Linked DNA regions of Homo sapiens: region 1 is linked to region 2. The links are chromatin loops, found by intact Hi-C in ENCODE. Cell type or tissue: CD4-positive, alpha-beta T cell. All regions are shown on one strand. Links, peaks and the distances in the headings refer to the core of each region. The heading gives the core; the rest is flanking DNA.

Region 1 (15,523 bases), core at 3,186-11,185, 100 kb before region 2:
TTTTTTTCTGATAGGTTTGAATGTTTATGTTTAAAAGAATAAATTTCCCTTTTAGGAAATTTACATCATAGCAAAGTGAAGGAGTCCTCTAGATGATGGCGTATGGCTCAGGAAGACTTGACAACTAAGTAATCGTTCAATTTTAAGTGAATACTCAACTTCCTTAGGGGAGTGTTCAATGAGGTACCCAGAGGATTCTGAGAACTTCAATGATAAACTGTATCCACTGTCATAGAACCTCAGATGTTTCCTTGATAGGCAATGTGTCCGTTTATCAAAATAAAAAAGATCATACACATTGACCTAGAAATTCCACTGCTGGAAATATATCCTTACAGGTGTACTTGCACAAGCGCACACCAATATATATGTACAAGAACCGCTTAAATAAATTATGGCTCAATGATAAAACTGAGGCATTTAAAATAAATAAAGTACAGCTATAAGTACCAATATAGAAACTTGTTCAGGGGATAGTAACATTAAATGCAAGAAAAGCTTATTGCACCCTAGTACGAAGACACATTGTTAATCCTATGGGTGAAAAAGAGGAACAGTTGATCAACAGAAAATTCCTGTGAGGATGCCAGGCAGCATTGGCACCAGCCTGACCAACATAGAGAAACCCTGTTTCTACTAAAAATATAAAAAATTAGCCAGGCGTGGTGGTGCATGCCTGTAATCCCAGCTACTTGGGAGGCTGAGGCAGGAGAATTGTTTGGACCCGGGAGGCAGAGGTTGCAGTGAGCCAAGATCGAGCCATTGCATTCCAGCCTGGGCAACAAGAGCAAAACTCCATCTCAAAAAAAAAAAAAAAAAAAAAAAAAAAAAAAAAAAAAAAAGTGGAACCTGGGATTCAGAGGAAGAGGAAAGAAAGGATTTTTACCTTCCATCTCATGACTTTCAGTAAGTTTAATTTTTGTTTATTTTTCTTAACATGAGCATGTTTATCTTTTTAAATAAAACACTAGTTAATAATTTTTTAAAATGCTACCATGCAGATGTACTGCAGATTCCTAAAGCGAAACTCAAATAGTAGTCTTACTTCCATGGGCAATTTTCTCCCTAACATCGAATTTGACTGTGATGATGATGATGACAGAAGTTGCACTTTGAGAGGGGAAAAGCACCCGGAAATTCCCACAGGAACGGTAAGTCTTTTGGGTGAGAAATCAGTAGCCCCCAGATATTTGTAGTAAGACATCTGTACTCAAAGATTCCTTCTGTTAATGGCCATGAAGCCTAAGAGATTTGTAAAGCAGCAGTCAAAATACTAAACAAAGATATTAATCTCAGTTTGCTAAAAAGTTTTGCTATTGGATTTAATTTTTTGCTGTGCAATAATTTTCTTTAGCATCCCTCTGCAGGAAATGAGGCAAAAACGAAACACAAATGATAGTCTCATAATATTCCAATGCAAATTTCCTTGTGTCAATTCCAGGAACCATGCTAACAAGAAGAAGACACAATGTTGAATCTAAATTGGCTGACTGTGTTTAATTAACTAAATATTTAAGGTTCATGTAGACACAACCTCTGCCAGACTTGTAGAGGTAAATAAATACCCTCTAAAATGGAAATATACTACATTTTCAATTCAAGACAAGCATGTATGAATCCTCAATTAGGACTCAGAGCTTGAAGTGAATAATTTCTAAGTTATTTTTCAGATTTAATATTTTATCATGGTATTGATCTATGTATGCAGTTTCATTGTTAATTATAACAATGATAATGACTGTCATTTACTATATATTTACCATGGGCTGATACATACTGTTAAAGAGTTTCATATACATTGTCTTATTTTATCTTCATTATACCTCTATGCTAAGGGTATTATTACACCTATTTTACAGTTGAGAATGATTCTTAGAGAGGTTGGGTTTCAGAATCAAAATTCAGATCTAAATTTGGTGACTTCTAAGTCTGGGAGGACTCACCACTACTCTCCATTAAGTTTTATTACAACTTAAAATAATACATCTTCAATAATATCTTCATCTAAATATTTCCACTTAACTTTAATATATGAAATGTCTCAACTTTTAATGGTTCTGAGAGAATATAAATGAGCTCTGCATGTTTGTAGTACAAAAAATGGCCCCAAAATGCCATTTCCTAGAAATAAAAAAATCCATAATTTAAATAATGTTCAAAATATGTATATTAAGTATTAATGAGAACAGCTTCTTGTAAGACCATAATAAAGTCTCATGCCAGACTGTTTTCTTTTGTTCTTTGAAAATCATTACTTTTATTTTTAGAGGAGGGGGGTCTCACTTTCTTGTCCAGGCTGGACTCAAACTCATGGGCTCAAGGGATCCTCTGGGCCCTGCTTCCCAAGTAGCTCCTAAGCCACTGTGCCCAGCTTGGAAATCATTAGTTTTAAGGAAAATAAGAACCTTACAAGTGAAAATCAGGTATGTATCATTTTCTATCTTTTGGTTGACACAGAATATATAATTTTGCTCAAAACATAAACTTCAGGGGCTGGGCATGGTGGCTCATGCCTGTAATCCTAGCACTTTGAGAGGTGGAGGCAGGTGGATCGCTTGAGCTTAGGAGTTCGAGACCAGCCCAGGCAACATGGCAAAACACCGTCTCTACAAAAAATACAAAAATTAGCTGGGTATGGTGGCGTGTACCTGTAGTCTCAGCTGCTCAGGAGGCTGAGGTGGGAGAATCACCTGAGCCCAGCAGGTCGAGGCTGCAGTGAGCTATGATTGCAGCACTGCACTCCAGCCTGGGGAAAAGAGTGAGACTATCTCAAAACAAACAAACAAACAAAACAAAAAACAGCATAAACTTCAAGTAATAAGTACATACAATTTTATAAAAAACAGGGTTGGAATAATTTATTTCATAAGTTATTCAATAAAATATAATGTTTTCACTTAGCAATGAGGTAATACCTTTATAAATCAGACATTTAATTTTTATGGTATAAAATAATAAAACCATTCTTATACACTAAGGGCATATCATATAGTAAATGCATCAAATAAAATTCAGAAATAATATTTTGCTACCAGAGAATACACCAGAAGTTGAAAAAAAGTGACTTACACAAAATTCAAAACCAGATACCTCATGGTCAGAACAAAACATGTCTAGACCATTAAGTTAATTGTTTAATTTTTAGGAGAAGGAGGATAATCAGAAAAAAAGTCTTATCTATCACTTTATTTTAAAAAATAATTTTGCTAAGTTTAACATAGGATCTTTCTATATTCCAACAGCATTTATTATCCAGAAAGTTTTTAAGATTCAAAACATTAACTCAATTATGCAAATAGCTTCTGTCAAGAAAATCTCTTCCTTTTAAATTTCTAAGACAAGCCTACCCGAGATGCCCCACCATTTTACCAGGAAGCTAGGTGATATCCCACGCCATGCTTTCTCTCCTGGGTTGTGCGGGAAGAGCTTCCATCTTTGTGCCTAAGCTGGAGGTCCCAGCACTACAGGGACCCCTCCTCTGATCCACAATGTCTAGTTTTTCACTTCAGTGAAAGGCTTATTAGGGAACTAGAAATCATGCTTATTTCACATGAACTTTCACATTTGATTTGAAACATGTTTGAGGATGTCTTTTTCTCTCCAACACTATCCTTGGGGAGCCTTTGACTAACTGCTATCCATAAAATCACGTCTCTTCTTGGAGTTTCTGAGACATATAAAGAAAGGTAGGTGGGAGAGAAAGTGAGCGATGGCTTCTTTTAGAATTTATTGATCATATTTATGAACCATTAAAAATATGGACTATTTGTATTTGTCACTTTTCTACAGCTGCTTTATCCTGGAAACTGAAAAGATTCTGCAATGGAAATTGTGTGCATCATAATCTATTACTGAACATGGCATGACTTTCTCTTTAAAAACAAGCAGGATTTGGGAGGGTTTGAAAGTTTCTCTGCTACTCCACTCATGTTATACTGAGGAAAATAAATTCACTTTAAAAACAATAGGGTTTTCAAGATTAGATAATGGCATTTGTCTTGTTTTGTTAGGTGACACTTTTACTAAGCAACTTAACTCTTCCAAATGGCATAAATTCTTGAGCTTACATTTTATTACTAAAATGTATAAAAATGCTTATAGATAACAAAACATTTTTAAAAGTATGTTAGATAAGGAAATCTACATTAAATGAATCATTAAGTCAGGAAAATACTTTCTTTGGACTTCATAACATTATTACAAGTCATTAAATGTACCATTGTATCTACCTGCAATTTTAGTTTAATTTCTGCAACAGAGATCCACTTAGAACTATAAAGATCTATAGTAATATGGTTAATTATAGCTACAGTATTTCTCTATGACTGTGTAGAGTCAATTCATTTTTCAGATTCTCTAATATTTCATTAAAATATATACCAGGTTTCCTAATCAATTGATATATCAAAAAATGCAGTATGAGAGTAATTCTCATATGAAAACAGCGAGTCGTCACTTTATTCACTGAGATTTCCTTTTATGGTAACCAAACCCACACAAAGTCATTTTTGGCACCCACTGCCAACAAAGGAGCGGAATTCCAAATACAGTTTTGCATTCACAGTTAAAATTTTCTCTAGTGGGTTTTAAGTGCTATGAAAGGAGTAAGATAATTTACTGGAGAATAAAACTCAGGGGATATGACTTTGGGTTTCCTGTGGATGCTGCTACAGCCCACAGGAGTCCTCTAGTCAGTAAAGACAGACATTGTCTGGCAGGCTCATCACACTTTTCAGAGGGGGATCATGTTAAAAAAGAGATTACCTCTGCATGGCTATTTCAGTGGTAATGGAACTAAAGGAACTGAAGCGAAAGAAAATGATATTACAGGGAAGAGCAGGCATTCTTCTAGAAGTGTGCCCTCTCCTTTGGCCACTCTTCAGAGTCCCACTCAAATAAGTTTGGCACCCAGTTAAATAATTTCCCCAGACAGGGTCCCAAAGGAAAGACACATAAACAGCCTCCTAGATGGACCTCCTCAGAGGTCTCTTCAGGATAACGGCTGGGTGGGATTGGCAGGAAGACAGGCTTACTCTGCAGAGGAATAAAGACCTACAGTACCCAGGGTTGTCAATCTGGGATCTTTTGCTTAGGAAAACATTATCTCAGAAAAAAACCTTACCTCAGGAAATTAATCATTACTTGAGTGGTGGCAAAAGTCAAGTGAGCATTAAATAATGACATCCTAAATAATGACGGTATACAATGACTGGCAGCAAACACGGCTTCTCCACTTCCAACATTTTAATAATAAAACATTTTTAAAAATGTAAATGGTCACTTGGTCTTTTCTTGAGGATTTGGTGGTATGACACTTCTAAACATTTCGTCTTTTGTTGAGGATTTGTGGTTTGACACTTGTAAACAAAATACGTGTCTTATGGTAATAATTAGTGAATGACATTTTAGAAGGGACATCATTGTATTTGTTATTAAAGTGCCACAGATCAGTTGTAAAATCTTTAAAAAATACATGAACATCTCGGGGCATTGTAGTTGTAACATTGATCCCACGAGTCACTTAGACACTCATTGCCCAACCACCGCTCAGAGCATATATGCTCAGAGAGTATGGGATGAGGGGAAAAAGGAACTACCAAGAAAGAAGGCGTGATGAGTGCCAGAGTCCAGCTGAATAAAGACTTATTTCCACAGGATGATTTTTAAAAAGGTGGCTTCCTGAGAGCCAAATTCATTATAAAGGCTTCTTTTAGTAAAAATTCCCATAACAACCTCAGTTCTCTCCAAAATGAGCAAGTTGTCTATATGGAGAAAACTCTATTATATACAATCCTGCCAAGCAATTCAGAAAACTTTTGGAGAAAAGTAAAAATACTGTGATGATCATCCTCTAATTTGATGTAATTAAAATCTAATTTGATATTTAAAGCCTAATGAGAAACAAACATATTTTTTCACATGGGCTGCAATGCAGGCATCATTGCATATATTTGTAGAGTTTGCCTATTTAGTCAAGATATTTATGACTTATTTTGGCTACAGCATGCTGCTTTTAATATTTTGTCATACCTTTTAAAATAATTTTTTAAATTGTGATTTCACTTTTCTACTGAGATGTTTTCTCATTATACAGCAAAAGTTATTAGGATTCACTAAGTAGAGTCTAACATGAAAATAAACTTTGTCAGAAATAAATTCTGTCGAATAATGCTATTTTAATTATAACAATGATAATTAATTATAATTAAGATTGGTGGGCTGGGTGCAGTGGCTCACGCCTGTAATCCCAGCACTTTGGGAGGCCGAGGTCAAGAGATCGAGACCATCCTGGCCAACATGGTGAAACCCTGTCTCTACTAAAAATACAAAAATTAGCCGGGCATGGTGGCAGGTGCCTGTAGTCCCAGCTACTTGGGAGGCTGAGGCAGAAGAATCACTTGAACTCGGGAGGCAGAGGTTGCAGTGAGCCAAGATTGTGCCACTGCACTCCAGCCTAGCGACAGAGCAAGACTCCGTCACAAAAAAAAAAAAAAAAAAAAAAAAAGACTAGTCTACTATGAAAAACAAAATACAACAAAACAACACTTTTCTCTCTAGATGGAAAATATATTGTTTCCTCCCTCCAGTTTATATATGAGTCCATAGTAGGCCAAAACAGCTTTTCAAGTTTAATGTAACAAGAGAGTAAGAATAAATAAATTTTAGTTATTAACCTGTTATCCTCATATCAAAAAACTGCATCACAACCGTCTTTGATTTCCAAGATGCCAACTCTCCTCACAGGAACTCATGCACAACTTCTGGGAATCTAAAAGATGAATAAGAAGATTTAAAAGATGATGACATCTGTAATGAATTTAATAAGCACGCTCATTCTTCTTCACTCACAGAACCTGCCTTCCTTTAGGAAAGAAAATTTGGAACTGGATCTCTCAAGAAGCTTTTTTTTTTTGCCCCCAGGAAAGAATTTCCTTTCTTTTAACATAGTTTAAATCTTTTGAATAAATACTTGTAATTAAAGGGAATTCCCTGTAACAGTGAAATGCTAGAGTTAAAACTTCAAGTACCAGCACTAGAAATTGTGTCATTGTAGTCCATGATACGGTTCTGCCACAAAGCTGAGATTTCTACAGAACTTCTTTGGGTGTATTAGCAACTAAACCTCGCAGGATGAAGTCTCAGATAACCTTGTTGTAAATTTGTTTCTATAGTTTATTTCAGCAATGTTATACTTTGTGCTAAAATTAAATTCTGAAATAGGAATCCAAACCCAACCAAAGCAAAATTCAGACTTTAAAAGTCTAGTAAGTAATGAAGAAAGGAACTTTTCATATATGGAATTAATATTTATTCAAGTATGATCCAAAGAAATGCATGGAAGATCAAACTACCTAATCTGAATAGATTAATCAACAATCTTAACAGAGTTTATCTCCCAGTATAAAAGACCTACTTAAAAATAATATTATAATACCCATAATCGTATATTTGTTATTTTTTTAAAAAAATCGCCCTTTTGTCCTGACAAGTTATTACAAAACTCCCATAAGAATAACTAAAGCATTAAAACATAACAGTTAAAGTGTGCTTTCCTGCAGTACCACTTCATGTGAACATTCAAAGTGCTTAAAGGAAGTAGTTTGCTTCAGTTTCCCCCTCCTTTCTGCACACCACTGCAGTAGCACTTCAGGACACCCTGTGCACTTGAGACATGAATCATTATAAGCAAGTAGGCCCACTCGGTTCCTCAAAAGACACAAAAGGTGCAAAAATAGCTTCTGCAATTGAAGCAAGAACCACGTCAGTAACCAGATGAATGTGGGTGGTCACATAAGATTCTGGTGCTGCAAAGGGCAAATTATTAAGCAAATGCTAGATTTATTTTCTTTTTTAAACTTTATTCTTCTTGCCTCAAATCAACCGTTTGCTGGCACTCAAAGTGACACCTGACAAGGTCTACTATTCTCAAAATTGAAACTTTCATCAATGCTAAAGAGCATGATTCATTAACATAGAAGGAATAGAGATGATATCCTAAAAAATATACATTTTCTATAAGATAATTAACTATATCTCTATCTATCTATCTATTTTTTTTGAGACGGAGTCTTGCTCAGTCACCCAGGCTGGAGTGCAGTGGCGCGATCTCGGCTCACTGCAAGCTCTGCCTCCCGGGTTCACGCCATTCTCCTGCCTCAGCCTCCCAAGTAGCTGGGACTACAGGCACCCACCACCACGCCCAGCTAATTTTTTTGCATTTTTAGTAGAGATGGGGGTTTCACCATGTTAGCCAGGATGGTCTCGATCTCCTGACCTCGTGATCCACCTGCCTTGGCCTCCCAAAGTGCCGGGATTACAGGCGTGAGCCACCGTGCCCGGCCAACTATATCTATATTTTTAACACACTAAATATCACATCTGTTTTAAAAAATCAAATAAAAGCACTTCAAAAAAAACCCACAAAAACTATAATCTAGGCTAAAGTAAAGCATGGCATTCCTCAAAAAAAAAAAAAAAAAAAAAAAAAAAAAAAAAAAAAGAAGAAGAAGAAATCACTGAGTTATTTTGTACTCCAAGCAAAATGCATCCAAGACATAAATGGGCCAAGGTTCTAAAGATGCAGATATTTATACGGAACCTTAACTTGCAGTAGTCAGTGACTACCTGTGACTGGTAATCTCACAGTCACCAAATTAAGAGGCAAGAAGGTAAAAGAAGAGCTTAATTTTCAGTAGGCCAGCACCAACCTCCCTTCCCTTCCAGAAATCATCATTCCTACCAGCAGTCTCCACAGGCAAAACAGAGCACGTGAGTGCCCCCCAACAAGCTCTGATGGGACAGCATTCCCAGTTCTGACTCCGTTTTTCCAGTCTTACTTTCTAAGATGATGGCTACTGGAAATGGTAAACACTCCTTTCATGACATGCACATGTATTTGAAATTGTAGATTACAGAAGAGCCCCCTTTTTACCCGGTAAGAGGATTCAAAAACTGGTTCTGTTGCATCACTCATGACCTTTTAAATGTTTGGGTTTCTCTTGAAGAAGAGAAAAGCAATGGTAATCATGTTATACTTATCCTTACCTTAAAGAAAGTTCCAGATGAGCATGATTTTAAAGCAAAGATGCAAATAATATTAGCATGAAAGATATGATATCAATTGCAGCGTTTTTGCACAAATCATTTTGTTATAAATTGAAATCAGTAATGGCCTCTACATGGGACTTGGTTATTGTTCTTATTGAAATGGAGATATGGAGATGCCATCTCAGAAATTTATTTTTTGCATTAATTTTAAGTGAGTTTTTGTGTCTTTATTTCTCCATCAAAATAAAAGAAAATCCTTTCATCAAACAGCTCTTGAGAATGTACTATGACAACTCATGCTCTTATTCTCAAGAAATCAACAGTTTACATAGTATGCTATTAAAGAAATGGACTAAAGGAGGAAAGATGATTATTTCTTTAACTTTGCTTTTAGGTTATTAGCTTCATAAGAACTTAACAGGCAATGAAACCTTAATATTTAATAAAACAAACAAGTTTTCAGAAATAGTGCTAATGAATCTTGATAAAAATCCAAAGGTCATTTAAAATTCCTTCCTAAATATGAGGTAAAAATTATATTTCACTTCACCACATACAAGATGGTTTTTCTGTCAACCTGCAGGTTAATGGAAGAGACCCTTGAAAATATTTTCCAATCCTCCATCTCCTATTTGTAATAAACACTTGGAAGATTTGAGTATTACTGTTTCTATCCCAGTGGTTTCTCAGCCTTCCCATTCTTAGAAGAAAAAAAATCCTTGGCATTAGTTACTTGTTGTTGGATGCTTATAGGTTATTACTATTAAGCTAAGCAAGAGTCAAGCTACTGATTCATAGATGACAGATAAGATAGACATTTTAAAAATACCCATTGTTAGTGGGGTTGTCTTTTTCCATTCTCTACTTTTCCAAATTGTTTCAAAACAAGTTACAGTTAATGCTTTAATATGACTCTTACATGAATCTAGCAAGAGGTGAAGGTTTCATTGGCAGAACTCTCAAGTACCTCCCATCACCCTTGTTTTTTCTGAGGTTAAATAAATACACACTATATCACAATTTTAGGAGAAGAGCTGATAAGGTAAACCAGTTACACTTTAGATGAGCATTGTCATAATTAAAAACAATAATTATTGGCTGGATGTAGTGGCTCACACCTGTAATCCCAGCACTTTGGGAGGATTGCTTAAGACCAGGAGGTTGAGACCAGTCTGGGCAACAAAGCAAGACCCTATCTCTATAAAAAAAAATTTAAGCAGGTGTGGTGGTGCACATCTGTAGTCCCAGCTGCTTGGGAGGCTGAGGTAAGAAGATCATTTGAACCCAGGAGTTTGGCGCTGCAGTGAGCTATAATTGCACCAGTCTGGGGGATAGAGTGAGACCCCGTCTCAAAAATAAATAAATAAATAAATAAAAACAACATCAATGAAAATAATTCTTATAAACTCAATGGAAAAATGGCAAATAGAAACTGGAAACAAGATATGATAGTTTTATTTCTCAGTAAAAAGAGTGTTTAAGTATTACATGTTTAAAAGAATGAACACTACTCTTCACTAGAGAAGAGACACTTTACTCTTATAGTAGGGAATAGAAAAGATTCAAAAGTAGTGACTAAAGATGGGAGAAGAGCACTGAAAGAGATATCAATGTTCAAGATATAATCCATCAATTTCACAAGCTTTTTGTAGAGGCATCTTTTCCTCTCTACAAAAAAAAAAAAAAAAAGACTCTAAATGGGCCCATTGTTCCACTCTGGAGTGCGTAAAGTGGCAAAGGAAGAAGAGGCTGCGAAGGACTAGAGAAGGCAGGTACAGGATAGACAACACACATACACACACACACATACATTGACAGGATGATGACTATAAGCTTAGATCTTCAGAAATATTTTTGATATAAAGGTAATGGATGAGGTTGGGGTTGAAATGTAAAAAAGAAAACATATTAAAGGGACATGACTAGGAAAAGAGAAACATAGTAGTTTTGGAACATGGGGCAATTCATTACTGGGACAACAATGTAGAAGGTTTTGAAAAGTCAAGAAGGTGCATGGAAGGAAGGATTCCCACAGAGTTTTCATAATAGGAGGCTGGGGCAAACTGAGTCCAAATTAGCCAGAAACTGCCCATAAAAATGACACCAAAGCTACATATGGTCTATTGCTGATTCTCAGCAGGTAGTGCAGGAGCACAGAAAAGATAGGAAACAAAGCATTGTGTAAATTAAAACTAGTGAAAACAAACAAAAAAAGCAGATACATGTGCATTAGAGATTGTAACTTAGGCCTCTTTAAATAGGATTTCTGATTATTCTATGATACTTTAAGACATTTACTTATACCTAATGTTAAATGACGAGTTAATGGGTGCAGCACACCAATATGGCACATGTATACATATGTAACAAACCTGCACATTGTGCACATGTACCCTAAAACTTAAAGTATAATAAAAAAAAATCCCCCCCTCAAAAAAAAGACATTTACTGAATGCCTACGATATGCCAGAAATGGGCTGTATTTACACAATACAGAAAAAGAAAAGACAAGCATTGCATTTAAGAGCACAGAGCTGGCTGGGTATGGTGGCTCACACCTGTAATCCCAGCACTTTGGGAGGCCCAGGCGGGCAGCTCACTTGAGGTCACGACTTCAAGACCAGCCTAGCCAACATGGTGAAACCCTGTTTCTACTAAAAATACAAAAATTAGCCGGGTGTGGTGGCTGGAACCTGTAATCCCAACTACTCAGGAGGCTGAGGCAGGAAAATCTCTTGAACCCGGGAAGCAGAGGTTGCAGTGAGCCAAGATCACACCACTGCACTCCAGTCTGGGTAACAGAGCAAGACTCCATCTCGAAAAACAACAACAACAAACAAACAAACAAAACAAACAAACAAACGAAGAGCTCAGAGCTTCAGCGGGGAGATATTTGTGAATTAGTTCAACAAATGACATAAATATAAACAGATTACAAAGGAGATTACAAGAGGGAATGGTCACTCCTTTCTGGAAAGTTAGAAAAGGCTTTCTAGATGTAACGACACTGAACTTAATATTTAAATAAAACTATATATGCTAATATACAGAAATGCACAGTTATCAATGTTAGATTTAGAGACAAATACATTTGTCAGATGAAATAAAAATACAAGACTCTACCATTCCGGTTTCTCTATGATTATATATACTTTATTTTGTGTGATGGAATGTTGGTTCATGAGGATGCTTGGGGAATAAGGTGTTCTAGTTAATACAATCTTATGGTTAGGTAAAGACCACAGAGAAAATCATTTTTTGTTAAACATCTGGTGGTAATTTATTTTCAAAAGTACACTAGCTTTTGCCTTGAGTTAATTACAGTCTACTAACCATAATTTAATCTTCCTTTGATGGTTCAGGATCATATAGTGTTCTCCAGTCATTCTGCATCTTGGCTGTGCTCATCTGGTATTGGCCATGCAAACTTCTCCCAACATGTGTCCTTAAAACACACGTCATGTTTTCTAAGATAAGAGCTATAACCTAGGTTTGTTTTCTTGACCCAATTTGACATCACGTAAGTCATATATCTGACTAACTTGATTTTAGGAGCAAATATATGACTACAAACTTCTATTACTATTTAAATGTTTAGCTTATTCTAAATCATATAGGCAGTGTTTAGGGCTATGGAATAATTTAGAAACCATTGAATTTAATCTATCAGGCAACTAACAAATGAAAAAGGTGAGAACCAGAGAAGTCAAAAGACTTGCTTAGGGACCCACAGCTCATTATGATAGTTCTGGTCTACAGCTTAGGTCTTTAAACTGTCAAGTCAATTATTTTCCATTATCCACACTACTTCCTCTTATTCAAAGTTTATTTATCTAACCCTATTTCAGAAATTGATTGAATGAGTAAAGAAGTAAAAAATGAAGAATTAATAATTTTGAAATTCAAATGAGCAAAGATATTTATAATCCATAATCAAAGAAACAGAAAATAACAGTAGTTAAGGATCAATGCTCCACTGAAATGTTTATCAATTTTTATACTAAATAAAAATAAATGCAACAAAAATTTTAATTTTTCCAAAATGAGTAAATGACAGAAAAATTAGAAGATAATCAATTTCCATAAGCAGTGCATTATTTAGTATCCAAAGCAAAAATAATTACTTAATTTACAACCAATTTTCAGTATAAGCTATTTTCTAAGATTTTTATGCTCTTATAACGAAAATTTTTCAGTAAATATTTTAAGTAGAGTTATGAGACCATCTTCCTAAAAGCAAAGATAGCTCTTTCATTGAAAGTCAATGGAGGCAAGCCCCTTGTTCATAATACCAAAATTTCACCTAGGAGACCTGTGAAGACATGGTAACACCAACTCCACAGGCACTACTTCTTCTGCTGCATTGGTTTTGCAAAAGGGCAGAGCCAAGTAGATGTTTTGTATAATTAAAAATCTTTTTTTGCTCTCTCTTTTGTGATACATTTTCCCATTTTTATTTTTTTCCTTCCCTTCCATTTCCTCTATCTTATCCCTTAATATGGTAGGTAAATAACTACTTCTAGCCAAGCCAGCTTAAACATTTACTCTTTAACTAAATATTTGGAGAGACAGGGATAAAAGCAAAAAAGGTGTATTTGACTACCATACTCTAGTGAGAAGTATATATGACACAACAAAGTCATAACTCCAATGTACTGTTTTCTCAAGTTTTATCTTTTACAATGCTTATGTTTACTATTCGGTTGCTGCAGATATACATAAATAAGGTCATGATTCTCCAATTTTCTTTTTACTCCTGGGTATGCCAAGACTAGCATAAAGAAAGGCCGCAGTTAACTTTGAATTAAGTAAACAAAGAGAACAGAGAAATCAAATCATAAAATATGCATTATATTCATAAGTATTCATATAACAGGCTGACCTTGCCTGAAGAAAATCCATCTTTGAGGGAAGATCCTCCTGCATCAGTGGAAATAATACCCAAAGCAATGAAAGCACAGCTGAAAATATGAATTGCATCCCACATTTCATGCTACAAACAATTCTCAGATGTGATGAAAAATAAAATTGTCTTCAGTCTCTCGTAGGTCTACACACAATAAAAATCTCTCAAAAAGAAATCAAGGCAAAGCCTATGACATATCATATAACCTAATCAGACAGACCCTATCTACTTCTAATAACTGAGCTGCTGAAAGAATCAATTCTATTTCCTCTCTTGACAATTTTCCTAGAGAGTGGGGAAATTGGTCTGTGTGCCTGTGTAGAGATATACAACCTCAGGAAACCAAAGAACAAATCTGGACTCACACTGTCCCAGGTTCTATAAGGTACATAGGGTAAGTGGATACTATCTCTCAAGACTTCAGAAATTGACATGAGGTTAGCACACAGCAAATAACCTGAACATCAGTTGTTCTCAGAGATTAGGAACCATATGATCAAAAATGGCTTGAACAACCAGGAAAGACTAGACAGAGGGAAGGGGCTCAAGTGGAAGCCATGATTTGCACAAATGAATTAACTAGATAAAGATTTATTATTAACCTGTGCTACATGGTTATTCAGGTACCTCCTTGACATTTTGACAAACTGTGAATGGCATTCATACTTTTGGTCTCATCTCAGAATATATCATTGCCTACAAAGTTTAAGGCTAAAAAAATTCAAGTTTCAAGCAGGCATTTATAAGATCCTATTGGGCAAATTCTGTCAGGCAATTCCAGAATTCCATCTGCAGGCTCATTCATTCAGTCAAATTACATTTTTTCCAAAGCTCATATATACTAATGTGATGAAATAAAACATTACTAAAATGCAAACTTCATATTTCTTTGAGTTTGAATCCAGATATTACTGCCTCATTTACCAAAAAATCCCCAAATACATATAAATTTAAATCAATTTCAATGACACCAAGTAAGAATTAAAAATAGTGTGCATGTGTAGGATCAAGACAAATGAGAGAACATTCTGCTTTCAAAGAGCTTACTGTCTAATGAGTAAGGAAAACATATGAACAACGAGCTATAAAAGCAATAGAGGCATGAAATGGTGTTGTGAGTATATGAAGACAGGAGATTGCTTAGAAATGCTGCATTTAAGGAACTCTATCTTAGATTTTGAAAGAAGGCTCAGATTTGCAGGCAGAGATGCATTTAATGTGAGGTTATTATCGTGACATAGACAAGAGAAGGGGTATTGGAGAAACAGTCTGTCTGCCTAGAACATTAGGCACACTGAGGTGATGGTGGTGGCAGAAGGTAAAGAACTTTAGTTGGCAGACACAGAGAGACATCAGTGGTTCTGAGAAGACAACTGCCACAGTCACAGAGACACTTTAGAAAGCTATTATATCCCATTTCTTTCCATCCCTTTCGGGCAAACTCTGCAAATGTATAGCCTGAAAAAGAATAAAGATTAAGAAGAAGTTTGTTTTAAGGCAAGGAGACTTGGAGCAAAGGAGGAAAAGATACAAGTAATAAGATAATGGAATAAACTCTTTAAAAAGTGG
Region 2 (15,523 bases), core at 3,125-11,124:
TGAGTCAGGAGCACCAGCTAAGAGGCTGTAGTAGACCAGGCATGATGAAGTAGAATCTTTCTATGGTAGTGGCACTTACACTATCCAGCAGGGAGCTTTTGAGGAAGAACATGGATGTTGAATGTTGAGCACAGCGTCAATAATAAATTAGAGATGATTATTCTCTGAGCTCCCGTTATAATAAACTCCATCCTCCAACCTCTTGAGCCCTCCACTAGCACTGCAAATTCAACCCCATTATCCTCTTGACCTGCTCCTTCTCCTCTATCTCAAACTCAGATCCCCACTTGCTAATGCAAGACCCCCTTCTCTCCTTGGTTTTCACTTCTTCACAGCTGCTGGAGTGGCTCTTTGCTCTCATGTTGACTTTGGGTCCCTGATTCTCAACCATCCCAGGCCATCTGACTTCAGCTGTCTGAGCAGCTGCAGATCACACAGTCAGATACTTCATTAACACCCTCCCCAGGCTTCCACAGTCTCTTCTCCAGGCAGCCTTCCAGCCTCCTTCTGACCCTCCCATGCCCGTCTCCAAACATGGCTCACCCACAGGCTGCGTTCTGTTTCCCTGGTTTAAACTGCAATCCCAGCAAAAGTCACTCAATAGTGCCACATGGGCCATGATCTCTGACTTCCAATGAATTCTTTGAGGACCAAGACTATGTCTTGTTCATATTGTATCTACAGGGACTAGCATAGAACCTGGCATATAGAATACCCTCAATTGAACACCAATTTCAGTGAATGAAATTGATAATTTGGAAACTCTATAATTCATCTCTCCTATAATGGTGCTTTTCTTGGCGTCCACCTACCCCCTCACTACTCCTCTTAGTCATCTTTATTAGATTCTATTATTCATTCGTCCCCAAAGCAGGAATATTTCCCAGGATTCTAAACTCAGCTCTCATATTCTCTCTTTGCTCTCTCTCCAGCAGAGAACAGTTCCCACCAGCAAACACAGTAGAATGTCAAGACATTTCAGATATTCACCCTCACTAGGACCCAAATTCAATGCTCCTGCCAACAACCCCATAACTTGCACCCTCCCCCAGATGGTGAAGCCACACCAAAAAAATTGACTCCAATGAGAAGGAACAAAGGTCAGAGAGGAATTGGACCCTCCCAGTGGAGACAGCTGAGCCTCAAGTGGGACTGACAGGCAAGCCTTTGCCACCAGACACAGTCACCAGCGTGTCCTACATTGATGACAAAGAAGCCTCTCTTCTCAGGGATCATTACTTGCCTTTAAAAGTCCAGATTCTCTGAGGCCTGGGAGCTTTATACCTTTAAAGGCATTCGGTGTCCTCTCTTTGAGACAGTCTTCCATATCCAAGAGAAAGGTTTGCTTCAGCACTTCATTACAAACGGGGAAAGCTGCCCTACACCTCTGAGATCCTAGTCCAAACCTGTCCATTTGGCCTGCGTGGCTCAGACTCTCTTTGATCAAGTCCCCAGGCAAAGTTCGGCCTACAACTGGGCTCTTCCTAGATTCCCTCCATCCATCAATGCCTTGGCACAATTTGAGGCCACAATCACAACTGCAGGTTCCTCACACCCTCATCTCGACAGAACAGTTATATAAAATAAAATGTGTCTTCTCCCCAGCAGTTCTGGTCTCAGTTACTGGCATTTCCATTCCTTGAACCACTGGGGTTCAGACGTAAGGCATCTTTAACATCTCTAGTACTCAGTTTGGATCAAGCATGAAATGTCATTTTTTTTCCCCATACTAGACTCAAGTTTCTTGAGGAAATAAGTTTTTATCTTATGCTTTATGGTTAAAATGCATAGATCCTCTTTCATGGTTTTACTGTATGTTTCTGAACCTTCTTAAGCTTGTTCCCTCAGGAGGGAAATAAATTCTTTATTGGACTATGCCATGTGGCCTTATGAATACCTCTCCACTCATATAAAACTAACCTAAATAACAGAAGGAAACAATTTTGGATATGGCCTTATCCAGTTCACACGAGTCAGGCTGTGATTTTATGGAAAATTAGGCACTTGTGGGCAATTAGTTGTTTAAATATCTATAAATCATCATGTCAATAATTTTTAAATGTCCAGTTAAAAATTTAAAAGTTTGGAAAGAGAATTTTTTAAGACTAATTCTGTAGCAAGTGAATTAATTCCAAGAAAATGAATGTAGACAACTAGAGCAACCAGATTTGAGACACAGTAAGAATGGCCCTACACATGTTATTAGAGTACATTCCTGTGCATCCTTTAGTTCTGAGGCAATCAGATAGTGTCATCTAACTTTAGTGAAGTTAGAAGAATGCCTTTAATAAAAAGTCTTGGACCTGAGTTCTGTCATCTGTATTCGAAAATATGGTCTCTGAGGTCCTGCTTTCAGCTATCAGGATAGTTAGACCTCACAGATCTCCTTCTCTCTTAGAAAATGTATATTCTTCCAAGTAAAAAGAGTAGAATAAAATATTTCCACTAAAATGCACTTATCTCTACATACTATGCCTCCTCAGAGATCTGTGTCTCTCGCTGAGTTCCCAGTCTCATGCTCTATGAAAGTCCTTCCTAAAAGCCACCATTCAACATGAGCTTCTAGTCCTGCTGACTCAAATGATGACATCTTGTTATAGAAATCTGAGTGCCTCACAGTGGATCTACACATCAGTTACTGATGGCCACTGCCAACCTCTGTCACAGGAAGATTAAGATAACACAGTTAAAGCTGTAAACACTGCCCTAATTATCAGAGTTTGCTACCATTATCAGGGCTGCAGGAGGACTCTACCCAGAGTCATCACGCTCTCTCCTGACATCATATATACGAGGTCAGAGCCTTTCAGCTCCTAAGCCCCAGCAGACAAGCTCCAGTGAGCAGAGCTTATCCTTAAGCCACTGTCAATACAATGTGTAATTTTGAGTATAAAGCCCATCCATTTATTAGGCCTTATATTCTTCATCTATAAGGTGACTACAGTGAAGTATGAAACATTTTAAAACTTGGATAATCACTAAGAAGAATTCCTAAAGCTAAAGAGTCCTTCAATACCGATAACTCACTGATTACATAGAAAAGAAGTAGAAGAGGCAGAGGGCAGTAGCTCATGCCTGTAATCCCAGCATGCTGGGAGGCCAAGGTGAGAGGATCACTTGAGGCCAGGAGTTTGAGATCAGCCTGGCCAACACAGTGAGATCCTGTTTCCACAAAAAATAAATAAATAAATAGCCGGGAGTGGTAGTGAGCACCTGTAGTCCTAGCTACTTAGGAGGCTGAGGCAGGAGGATCATTTGAGCTCAGGAAGTCAAGGCTACAATGAGTTATGATCATGCCACTGCACTCCAGCCTGGGTGACAAAGCAAGACTCTGTCTATAAAAAACAGAAAGGGGGGGAGGGGAGGGGAGGGAAAAGAAAGAAAGAATCATATATTCCCTCTCAGAATGAGCTTTAGCAATGGGTCATTCCATTGTTCTGACAGTGTCAATTAGGAATCTTCCTAATTTTGAGGGTTTCTCTTTATCGTTTACATAACGCTGGCGTAATGTACCTTTAAGAAGGTAAAATTCAGTGTCACATTACCTCAATGTTTTAGGTTGGTTTTTGGTGTTAGCTTCACTCTCCTAAACCCTGCAACACAATAGGAAGCTTAGTGAAAGGACCACATATTAACCAGGAAACTCCATCACCTGCACTGACCAAAGCTGATAAACTAACCACCCATACTACATTCAAATAGTCTGATCATCTATAAGTAATAAAAGTGTCTCCATAGAAACCAAGTATACAGGGAAATCTGCTTACAGTACAGGATCTGCTTGAACAAAAAGACTTCACTTCAAGCCAAGATTTTGCTCTAACTTAGGTTTACACATCATCATACACGGATAGCATTCGATATCACACCTTTGGAATTTCACAGTCCTGAAGATTACAAAAAGCTCTGCACATGGAGAGAGAAAGGGGGGAAAAGCTTTGGGAGAAAAGATTTGCATATGTAGTTACAAAAATACCAAAGCAGATTCCATGCTAAGCTCTGCCAAAAAGAGAACAATTACTGTTGCCCATCAGCACGCAGCCTTGAAATTATATTCTCTTCTCCAAGCAGAAGCAGTCATCAGATTATCAAAATGAGGTTATCCTGACTCAATTCAAATAGTTCTTATATGGAATAAGCACAGTGCAATCAACAGACAAGCAGCTATTTCCTTCCCACACAAACTATAATCTTTTGTGAAATATATTTTTAATGAAGAATACATAACCCTCCTACATGTTTACTTCTGCCCTCACACTCCTACACATAAAAGTGCAAATACATTTTAAAGAAAGGGAGAAGAATTTTATAGCTTCTAATAACATCCCTTACAACGTAGGGCAAAGAACAGTAGCATCTGAACTAACCCTCAAATGAAACTTTTTCATATAGTGTGATGCTTATGAAAGTAAAGCTAGTCTCCAGCAGCTCCTCAGGAAAAGTACAATGAAATCGACATAAACAATGGATCTCACCAATATTTTAATAATTTCTTTCTAATTAGATGCATTGTGAAGGCTTAATTCATTCAACTACTAATAACTCAAAACTCACAGAGCTCTGAGCTTTATCTTTTGCAAATTTCAAATTATAAATTTCTTGTCATGAGTCATTCTGCTACTCAAGAAGCAAGTTTTCAAAAGGAAGGTTTTTCTTTTTTGTAGGTAACATTTATAGTGACAGTCATTTTTCTTTCTCCTTTAATCCCTTGAATTTTAAATGTCTAAAATTGAAATAATATGACTTGATGGGTGAAACATTTTTACCATTAGGTTAGCTGATTTGAAATGAGGCTATAAAAATAATTATGAATGTTCATGCCCACTTAACAGAATTGTAAAACAGATAAAAGTTTTAAAATCTCTTTTTCCACTAGGGCTTTTTTATCCTACACACAATATCTGTTTGAGGGTACTGGATCTTGGAATGCATCTCATAATTTGGTTCCTAGGAGGGAAACCATTAAGAAATTAATTACAGTGACAAGCAGCCTTGGTGATCTCTTACATTAAGGGAATATGCCTTTGTTCTGGAAAAAAAAAAGGAATAAAACTTGGTAAGCCAAATCAATAAGTGTCTTTAAAAAAATAGCCTTAGAAGATCAGAAAATCAATTTTGCCTAAATGTGTGAATGATGTAATCCTATTACACTAAAAGGAGTGTTTTAATTTTGCCTAATTGTCATTTAAAAAAAAAAGAACAAAATAATCGCTGAAAAGGTAGACTAAACAAACATCGACAAACCAGTGTCGTTTCATTCACACCTAGAATGATGTCGTTTCATTCACATCAGAAGAGAACCTTGTCTCCTTAACTCAGCAAAAGCTCAAGAATTACTTTTGCAAACAAAGTAGCATAGGGTAAGGATAGAGACAGGAAGAGAAAGAAGAGGAAGAGAAAGAAAAGGAGGAGTTAGGAAGACAGACTAGCAAAAAAGTTTGGGAGATGGACACCGTTATCCAAAAGCAAATGTAGCTGCTGATGCTAGTGACTAAATCTCACTACATCCAGTTCAGGAACCTTATTCACACGTGTGTAAGAAAGAGGTGGGGAAAAAGCAAGACAATGAGAAAACATTTTTGTGCATTCAGTTATAATGCATTTTCACACACATACACAAATGCACTGCTCTGCTCCTCAAAGCATGCTGATAAGAGGTGCACGTTAACTTTCAAAATCACCTCCAGATAGATACCCAAGCATATAGAGATTAAAAACGACACTAAATTCCTACATAGCACTAGGAATGCTGGCACACCTTTAAATTCAAAATCTCTGTTTTTATACAGGATTGTAATAGTCCAGTTGCTCATGGACCAATCTAACTGATTTGGAAAACAAAATCTTAACTAATTGAAGAAAACTCAGTGCCTTCTCCAGTCAACCCCATGGAGTTACTCTGCGCAGCCCATGGCAAGGTTCTGACTGCCAGCTTCTTTAGGTCCAGGAAATGCACCTTTCCCCACACACAGCCATGGAGGAGGGCTAAGAAACAAACTGAGCCAGAATTGCTGCTGTTCACAAAAGGAATTCCCCCTCCCTTCCCCTCCTTCTCCCTCCCCTTTCTTCTCTCGTCCCTCCCCCATCATCGCTGGAGAATAATATCACTCTGCTACCTGCCTTGAGCAACACCGTGAGCCCCTGTCTTCAAGCATTCAGGGAATTTAACAGCCTGGAAATTCCTGTTGTCCATTCGCTGAGGTCACAGATAAAGCTAAACAACAAGCCGTGGTTCCCATCAATCATAAGTCACTCACTGATAGAATGTATGGTAGGAGACCTGATGGAAGCGAGTCACCAGAGAAAATACCCACTGATGACGCATATCCAGGCATAAAAATAGTTACAGGGCCCTCAAAGGGATTATTCAACAGCCTACATTTAGACTTTCTTACAAGAGACCTGAAGTCAACGTGCTGCAGTTAAGTGGCTGGAGAGTTGAAGTTTAAGCTTCCTCAACAGACATAACCACAGAAAGCTGTTTTAAATAAGCTCCCACAATAACAAGCTGTTTAGTAAATTTTAACACAACTTTATAAGCCGTAAACAGTACCACCAACTATCTTATAAAATGCCGCCTAATCTTCTATTTTATTCACTTTCTCCTTCAAATAATGATTTCTCTTCTTTAACTCGTAGTCCCCAAGCAGTAATATTTAATCAGTCCAAAGAAATACAGCCTTACTTGCTTTCCAAATAAACTTTAGGAAAACAACACAAATTGCTTTCTGCATCTATATCTTTATAAAACATGCTTTTAAGTAAAGCTTAATTACAAATTTCACCAAAAATCCTGACATTTTGCCCACTGTATTTGCAGTTATCTTTTTCATGAATTGGTTTGATCCTTTACAGAAATAATTACCACATGTATTACATATACCTACTAAATATGGTATCTTATACAAAGTAGGCATTATTATTGTTTGACAAATGAGTGAGTGAATGGATGAATCAATGAAATGTTATGTGCAAGTATTTTAATTGAGCAAATGACAAGTAAGATGTTAACTAAGACAAATTCTGGTTTTTTTAAATTTTATGAGGAGGGAAATAACTTTTTATATGTATAACCATTTTAATAGTTTTCAAATCATCTGTTCTCTTTTCCTCCCACTCAAACATATGCATAGCTACCCTGCAAGCAGGTCGTTCACAGAACTTTCATATCAGAAAATGCTGGATTTTCGCACATTTTTATATTTAAATATCTAAAAATGTTCCCTTTCCAGTTTGCCTTAAGCAAATGTGCTGACACAATGAACAATGAAGGCAACTGGCTATGACAGAACCCAAAATTCTGCCTCAGAACTTGAACACTTCCGACTTGCAACACCCTATTTGTTAGTCTTATTACAAATCCTTTCCTAATTGTGGACAGGTTTCCATTGTTACCCAGTTAATTATTAGCCATAGAAATTTATCTATGATAGAATTTATCTCAGTGCTTAATGTTATTAACTATCTTGCCCACACAAATGGCAAAAAACCTGTTAACAACACTGTTCTAACTTTTGACAAAACATGTTTAGGGCTTTACTCTGGAGGGCAGCTCTCCAGTGAACAAGTAGTTAACAAAATGACATTTCTCTTCCTGTCCTGGTAGGTTCTACATCACTTTCCTCAAGAATGATAACACTGCTACAAATACAGGTGCAACATATTTTTAGTACTAAGATTTCACAAAGCATTCACGTTTCTCTCCTGTGCATATGTGTCAACAGTATGTGGCCTAGTTTAAAGAACCTAAATGGAAATGTTCACTGGTGCCCTCTAGTTGATCATTGCTAAAGCAATTTTGAGGAAGTACACGTGTACCTCCATCATCCCACTCATAAATATTGTAAAGTTCCCAATCAACATTCAGCCATTAATTCCTGACATAAAATGTGAAATAAAAAATGAAATTTAGAAACTGCTTTATTTCATAAGGTTTCATTATGCATTTTTTTGGAAAATGAACAATAAAGAAAAACTTTGAGAAACAGAAAAAAAAACCTAAAAGATAAGATGAGACATATTCCTATTTGCCAAAGAAGAAAGAATGTATTAATACTTAATATTAACTCAGAAACCAAAAATGTTTCACTAATTTTACAAAAGGATAGTTCAAAATCAGCCAAGGCACCCTGAAATGATCATGTTTCACCCTGCTACATACATTTGACAGCTTTCAGTCATGGTGGTCTATGCTGGTCAAGTCTGAACTGAGGATCCTCAGATAATTTTAAAACAATACCAATATCCAAAGGAGACACTATTCCAAATTGCACTGACATATTAACTATCAATTCAGAGATCACCGATTGAATCCCATAAAAGGTTATTTCCATCAGCACTCTTAGTTTTAGTAATTCCAGGCCTGTTAAATTTACTATCAACAGAACAATTGTTTTTTGTTAAGAGAAAATGAAACTTCCTTACCCTAGATTAGAAACTATGCTATCATTACAGTTATTTAAATCTGTGAGATCATTTCCTGCATTGTCTCCTCCAATGAAGAAGTTAAACAAATCACCGTTTAAAATTTAAAAATGCAAAAATACATTTCAGAGAGTATGTGCGTTTATCTTTCTGAAATATCAAACAATGTAATCACCTGGTCACTAAATTTAGGACCAGATTATTTAATTATCTGGAAAGAACTGGGGGGAAGGGGAGGATATAGCAAAGGGCGATGCAGCAAAAAAAAAAAAAAATTGCTTTTTCAAATTAATCTTTCTAGAAACAATATTTAAATTCATTCCCCTATGTCACTAGTAAAATACCATGACAATAAATCATTTTACATGTTTTAACTATATTCAAAAAATGGGAAAATACATCCCTAGTTCACTATCCTACGCCCAGTCAAGGACAGATAACTCACATTTAGACTATAAAGTTAGTTTTCTCCTTTAGTCTCAGTATTATGATGGGATTCTGTTTTGTTTTGTTTTGTTGTATTGTTCTTTTTGAGACGCTCACTGTGTTGCCCAGGCTGCAGTGCAATGGTGTGACCACAACTCACTGGGACCACAGGTGCATGCCATGTAAAGATGGGGTCTCACCACATTGCCAGGGCTGATTTCAAACTCCTGGACTCAAGCAATCCTCCCACCTTGGCCTCTGAAAATGCTGGGTTTATCAATATCAGCCACAGTGTCCAGCCACAGATTCTGCTTTATTTTTAATTAAAAAAAATTACATCCTTACATCTCCTCATTGTTTAATAGTGACATTTTTTCATTTAGTAAATAAGATTGCTTCCAAAATATTTCATGGGCTTATGCTCATTGAAGTCATTATCTTCATTGTTTTCCCACCCTGCAATGCACCTGCAAGAGTGCATGCACACACATACATATTCAACCTTTCCCTCATGCCTGATCTCCTTTGATGAGGTCAAACATTCAAAGAACCCAAGGTATATTCAAGAGAGTCATCCTTAACTCCTCCTTAAACCTCAGCTCCCATGTCTAATCACCAAGCCATGACAATTTTACCAAGTTACCTCTCTTCCTTGTCTGTCTTCTCTCTAATTCCACTGTCGTGACCTTAGTTTTACCCTTTAACCCAGTGCTTCTTTCAGGGAAATAAAATAACTATCCTCAGTTCTCCCTCTTCTCCCAAACTATGCTCTACATGACCAAAAATGAGTTGTAGAAAACATAACTCTGACTATACTGCTCATTCCATCAAAACCCTTCAATGGCTCCTAGTTGTATCATACAAAGTCTTGTATCAGAGATTACACTATCATAATTTTTCATTTATGTGTTCGAACTTTCTATTTGATTTTGAGCTCCTTAAGGTCAGAGACTATGTTATACTTATTACTGCATCTCCAGCTCTCAGCAGAGTACCTGGCACTTTTGTTGAACTAAAGTGGACTGAATGACAGGACACTGCATTGACATTTTAAACTCCTGATGTGGCCATGCATGGTGGCTCACATCTGTAATTCCAGCATTTTGAGAGACTGGCAGGAGGATCTCTTGAGTCCAGGAGATGGAGACCAGCCTGGGCAACAAAGCAAGACCCTGTCTCTACAAAATATTAGCTGGGTGTGGTGGCATGCACCTGTAGCCCTAGCTACTTGGGAAGCAGAGGCGGTAAGATCACTTAAGGAATTTGAGATTATAGTGAGCTGTGATGATGCCACTGCACCCCAGCCGGAGCAACAGAGCAAGTCCCTGTCTCAAAATAAACAAACAAAGAAACAAATAAACAAAACTCCTGATGTGGTCTAACTAGACTAGATAAAAAGAAGGTATGGCAGAGCAATTCTCTCTGAAATCAAAGAAAACTGAATTCAACAATAGTCTTATCAAATCTTAGGCAATTACATAACCTCTCTGAACCTTAGGTTCCCAAGATACAAAATGGTGTTATGGCAAATGGAATAACATACACTGTGTGCCTCCTACAATAGCTGGCACCTATTGAGAAGGTGCTCAATAAATGGCAGCTATTATTATGTTTAGTGATTTCTGCTGTGCAATTATACATACATTTATCAGACATCAAAATGACCTATTTTGGTGCTGTCCACTAGACAGGTATCTATATATCTATACTGTCTAACACTGTAGCCGCTGGCCATAAATGGCTCTTGACACTTGAAATGTGGCTAGTATAACTGAGAAACTGATTTTTCAATTTTAATTAATTTAAATTTAGATAACCTCATGAGTCTGGGTGGCTACAGCACTGGACAGCACAGACCAAATTAGCCCTGACATCAATGGAGCACCCTTTAAGTGTCTATCATTTCCCCTTTCCCCAAAATCAGTCTTGTTTACAAGGATTCAAGTGCCAGTGTTAATTAGGGTCTATCTATGTCTTCATTTTTGTTAATTCAACATTGCCTGCTCTGTTAAAGAAATCAGACCTAAATGCCTATATTTTTCACTCCCTTTGCAAATTAGCTCTAACACTAGTAGAAGGGGCTCTACATCAGTAAAACAATCCATTCTATTTAAGAAATTTATCCATGAAAGTGTGAGAAGATCAGATAACAGAGTTCCATAGAGAATCTTCCTCAAATAAGCTCCTCCAAAACTTTGTATCTTTACAAAGTTAACGCAATTCAGCTTTTATTGCGTGTACTTCTTCACATATTCGTGCACTTGCTCTGCATTCCTTCTAACACTCTAAATTCATTGAAGGTAGAAACGATCTTGCTTCATTTCCCTGTACACATTTTGAAAGAATTACTGCCAAAGAAATGAATGAAGAATACAGTCCACAGAATGGAATCCCCAGCACAACACAGAGAGATGGATCAGAGTGGCAAGTGCACAGGATCTGGACCAAAAGAGCTTGCTTCAAATCTCAGCTCTGCCATTAACATTCTATGAGGTTTGGAAAAATCACCTGACCTCCTATCTGTCAAATAATGATAATACTAACTGCAACTCCTAAATATCCTATTAATATAATAATCTAATGAGATAAATCAGACATATAAATATTAGTGCAAATAGTGTAACTGAGAAAGTAATACAAAAAACACTTAAATCTCTATCTTGTATATTACTACAGAAAATAATGTCCCATAAATATGAAAAACACCAGGTATCTGTCTTGACAATCTGTATAAATGTCTAGAGGGAAAGATCAATTTTAAAATAATTATAAGGATGATTACACTTCCATTTGTAAACTGTAATATTAGTCATTACCGGTGGTGTAGTTTTTATCTGACATCAAGGTCATAGAATGCTGAAATATGCTTTTGTATATATGGCCTGTTCTCCTTAATTATACCTGTGCTGTAAAGATAGGGTCTGCAGTTTTCAAAAGTATTTGGTAAAAATAGTTCACTTTTGTTGTTTGCTTTTCAGTTCACAAAGCACTTTCACTTACATGCTTAAAGTTCTCTTCGGGACAACTCCAAGATAGGTTGAGGATTTTAGTATTTCCACTTTGCAGAAAAGTAAACTAATAACAACATCAGTAAGTAAAACCATCAGATTAATAACTCGAAGTCTAGAACTCCTGTTCTTGTACTCAAGGAATTTCCTACTGTTTCTCATTTCCAAAGGAGAACCCAGATTGTGTTCATGTATTCCCACATCAAGAATTTTAGCAAAATACTAGGTATTACACTGTACATCTATCTCATCATACATATGTATGTTTATATATAATTTAATATTAATATTAATATATAATTTAATAATTTTAAAAAGTGTTCTCACCCACACTCACTTAGCAGATCCTTACAGATAGGGTATGCCAGGTAGGACAATCACCATTTATAGATAAGGAAACTGGGTTTTGGAAAGATCTCAACTCTTGACTGTGTCTTTGCAGGGTTATGGAGATGAATGATCTGTGCACCTGGGCTATGGATCGAGATCTACTATCACCCAGTTGAGTAACTTCAAATAAGTCACCCAACCTCCCTGGGCCTTGCCCTCCTGTGTAAAATGAGAGACTTTGAGTCACTCACAGATACCACCTAGCTTTTAAAACTCTTATTCTGCAATTCAGCTAATTCGGCAACATCGCTGAGACACGGCCCCCGATGGTCTAAGTCCTTGCTGGTTCTTTGTCCTCTCTCAAACACTGTAATCCCTCTTAACAATATCTGTTTCTCCACAATCGAAAAACTGGACTTCATTAAGGAGTTCATTCTGTTTGTTTGTTTATCTTTATAGAGCCTTAGGCCCTGTTTATGTCCCATTTATTCTTTGATCTTTTAGCTATGTCCAGCCAGTAAAAACATTCCCTAGAAGAAAGGCTAGCTGACACATGCAGGCACAGGGGTCCCAGGGAAAGGGGTGTGCCCTCACCTGGCCTGGCCTCACTGCGCTGCCTACTGCACTTTCACTTTGGGGATAGGAGATGCTTGTCTGTGTTGATGGGTTTTGATATCTTTTACATTTTTATTTTTTAAAGAAATAGTACAAAACCCAAGGGTGATAGGAAAGACAGGCTCTTGCACCCAGGTCCAGGAACAGGGTCACAACAGATTTTAAACAATTTAAGTGGCCCAACTAAGAACATTTCCACCATAAAGAAGGGGCAAGTCCAAAAGAAGTCATGTCTAAGGGCACCTGGCTAAAAGTAGGGACTCATGTGCACAAATCCACACATACCCTCTGCTGGCATGGATAAAGCTCTTCCTACATCCCGGCGGAGGTGCCAGAGAAATAAGCAACCTGACCCCCCAAGAGTCTTTGGAGCCTGGCAGTAACCTGAGCTGCTCTAGGTTATTTTTGCTGATGGCTAGTGGTTCTTAAAGGGACTGTGTTCTAAGTACACATGTCCAGACACAGGATGCAAATTAATGATAAGACAGAAGTGATTGGTCTATCTTCATTAAACAAAGTCTATAAATGCTTATAATAGATAAACGAGAAGACATGTGAGCAAATATTTTAATGACCTTTCAAAGGGATCAATCATATATCCTGTGATATAACATCAATGGCTTAATACAAGGCAATACTGAATAACACACAATTCTGTTGGTGTAAAATGTGAAGACAGCAGGCATTCCCCCAAGGCTCTGTCCTTAGTGCAAGCCTCCTACGTAAGGGAATGGGGAGTCAAGATTACAGATGGAAATGACTTCCAGGACTGAGCTCTACAGTTATCATCCCACTTAAATGCTCGCTACAACTCTCAGAAGTATAATCATTCCATCGTACCAAAAAGGAAAGTGGAGCTCGGCGAGGCTTCGTAACATAGAGCAAAAGTTACATGACGGATGGGTGCAAGCCCCTTCCAATAATGTCTATGGGAAAGGTGAAGATTCCGAAAGCAAATATCCCACTCAATAAATCATTCTCATGAAACAATTAGTCCTTTCATTCTCTATCCCACATCCCTATATTGGCCAGGCAGGAACTGGAAAGTGGGACCTGGAGTCACAAACACCCAGGTTTGTAAACCTTTTCCACCACAAACTTGCTGGGTGACGTTGGGCAAGGTGGATACACTCCCTGAGCCTCAGTGGGAATAACAGTAGTATCTACATGATCAGGTTGTTTAGAGAGTAAATGAGGTCATCATATGTGTAATATATTTGGAATGGTGCCTAGCACGAAGAAACCCCACAGTAAAACAATTGCTCTTATCAGTTGCATTAGTATTCCTAATGCGGCAAGTGTGCAATTCAATTTCCCTTGAAAAATTTGATAATCTATAATCATAAGAAAAATCACGTAACAGCTAATTATCAAGCAGGTACTGTACAGATACTATCTCTGGTGATCACAATTTTGCCAGGCAAGTGATCTGACTCCCCTTTGCAGATGAGGGAACTGAAATTTACAAAGGTTTAGTATCTTGCCCAAATTACAACTAGCAAGTGACAGGACAGCGACTTTAATTTAGGTCTGACTTCAAAGCCCATACTCCTTTCTCTCAATCAAGAAATAGCCAGAGAAATGGCATGAAGAGCAGTGGGAACAACCCTCTATTCTATCCAGTTCTATTCTACAACTTGTTAACTCTGCCCTAAAGTCAGTGTGTAACCTCTTAACCTGTTTCACCTGCATTTTTCGGGGGGAGGGAAGCCTAATCTCTGCAGCATGTTATCCATCCATTATTGGTTTATAGGTAATTCTACAGAGAATGATAAAGTTCTCTGTAAACCTATTTAAAATATATTATTCTAAGGGTTCATTTCTGAGCCATGGCTCTTCAGAAATCCACAAGCCCCATATTACATAATCATGATAAAGCCACACAAATGCGTAAAAGCTTATAGTTCATAAAGCATCTTCACAAACATTCGCTCACTTAATCATCCTAACAACTGAGCAAGGTAGCTATGTGCCTGTTTCTCAGATGCTGAAACTGAGGCACAAGTTAAGTCTATTGCTTATAGTTATATAATCAATAAATAGTAGAGTTGCCATTTTAATAGCTGGGTTTTATGATGTCATATCTGTGTTCCATCCATTGTATTAAGTCCAGCTCAGGAAAAATATCAGCATCTTTCTAGTGTGATCTGCTACAATCTATAATATATCAAGGGACGATATATTATTAGCCTCTCCTTCTGTCTTTCAGGTACTATCTTTTACTTGTGTTGTAAAATATAGTTTTAATTAATTTCAACATTATTTCCTAACATAGCATAATACCTACTCAAGAAAACCATGTCAACAGGTTAACTTCCCAAAGTTTGACTGTTCAAGAGCACAGGGGCCATATCTTACTCATCATTTTATAGCCTGGAGTACCTTATGGCACTTAAAAGTAGATGATCCATAAATTAAACTGAATAAAGCTCAAGACAACTGTAACTTTATAAAATTATATGTCCCTATTTTACATAATAATTTTTAAAAACTTTAAGGTACTTTTAACAGTGAACTTGACAACAGAAGTTATGTTTCAAGATCACATTTATTGAGTGTCCAGCGTGTCTTGCAGTGCTCCAAGTGCTTTACATTTACTACTTTATTCCTGGAAAACAATTCTATGGGTAGGCACTAATTTTTTTTTATTTTACAGATGAGGAAACTAAATCAAGTTAACTTGGACAAGGGCATAGAGCTAGTTAGTGGTAGAGCAGTCA

What was found. Hi-C counts contacts between places; a loop is a spot of excess contacts. Peaks named below come from ENCODE experiments on the same cell type or tissue, not always from the same donor. Only the 100,000 strongest peaks of a DNase experiment are listed, where the experiment ranks them.
Region 1: it touches region 2 in a loop (2.3-fold over the local background); 7 of 110 quality-filtered maps call a loop at or near these places.

Annotation. Positions count from the first base shown.
Region 1 is chr6:142,776,847-142,792,369 of GRCh38, forward strand. It overlaps HIVEP2 (HIVEP zinc finger 2), which reads right to left. Exons shown (of 10, transcript NM_006734.4): 3 at 6,675-6,769. Among named protein-coding and RNA genes, the nearest start is that of HIVEP2, 160 kb to the right of the region's middle. In CD4-positive, alpha-beta T cell, for the core only: no CTCF peak of the experiment used is centred there; a DNase peak (open chromatin) is centred at 7,665.
Region 2 is chr6:142,879,276-142,894,798 of GRCh38, forward strand. All of the region lies in intron 1 of HIVEP2 (HIVEP zinc finger 2), which reads right to left. Among named protein-coding and RNA genes, the nearest start is that of HIVEP2, 58 kb to the right of the region's middle. RefSeq lists an enhancer at 5,678-6,877. In CD4-positive, alpha-beta T cell, for the core only: a CTCF peak has its summit at 7,840; DNase peaks (open chromatin) are centred at 6,236, 7,756 and 8,473; H3K4me3 peaks cover 1,384 bases; H3K27ac peaks cover 4,070 bases.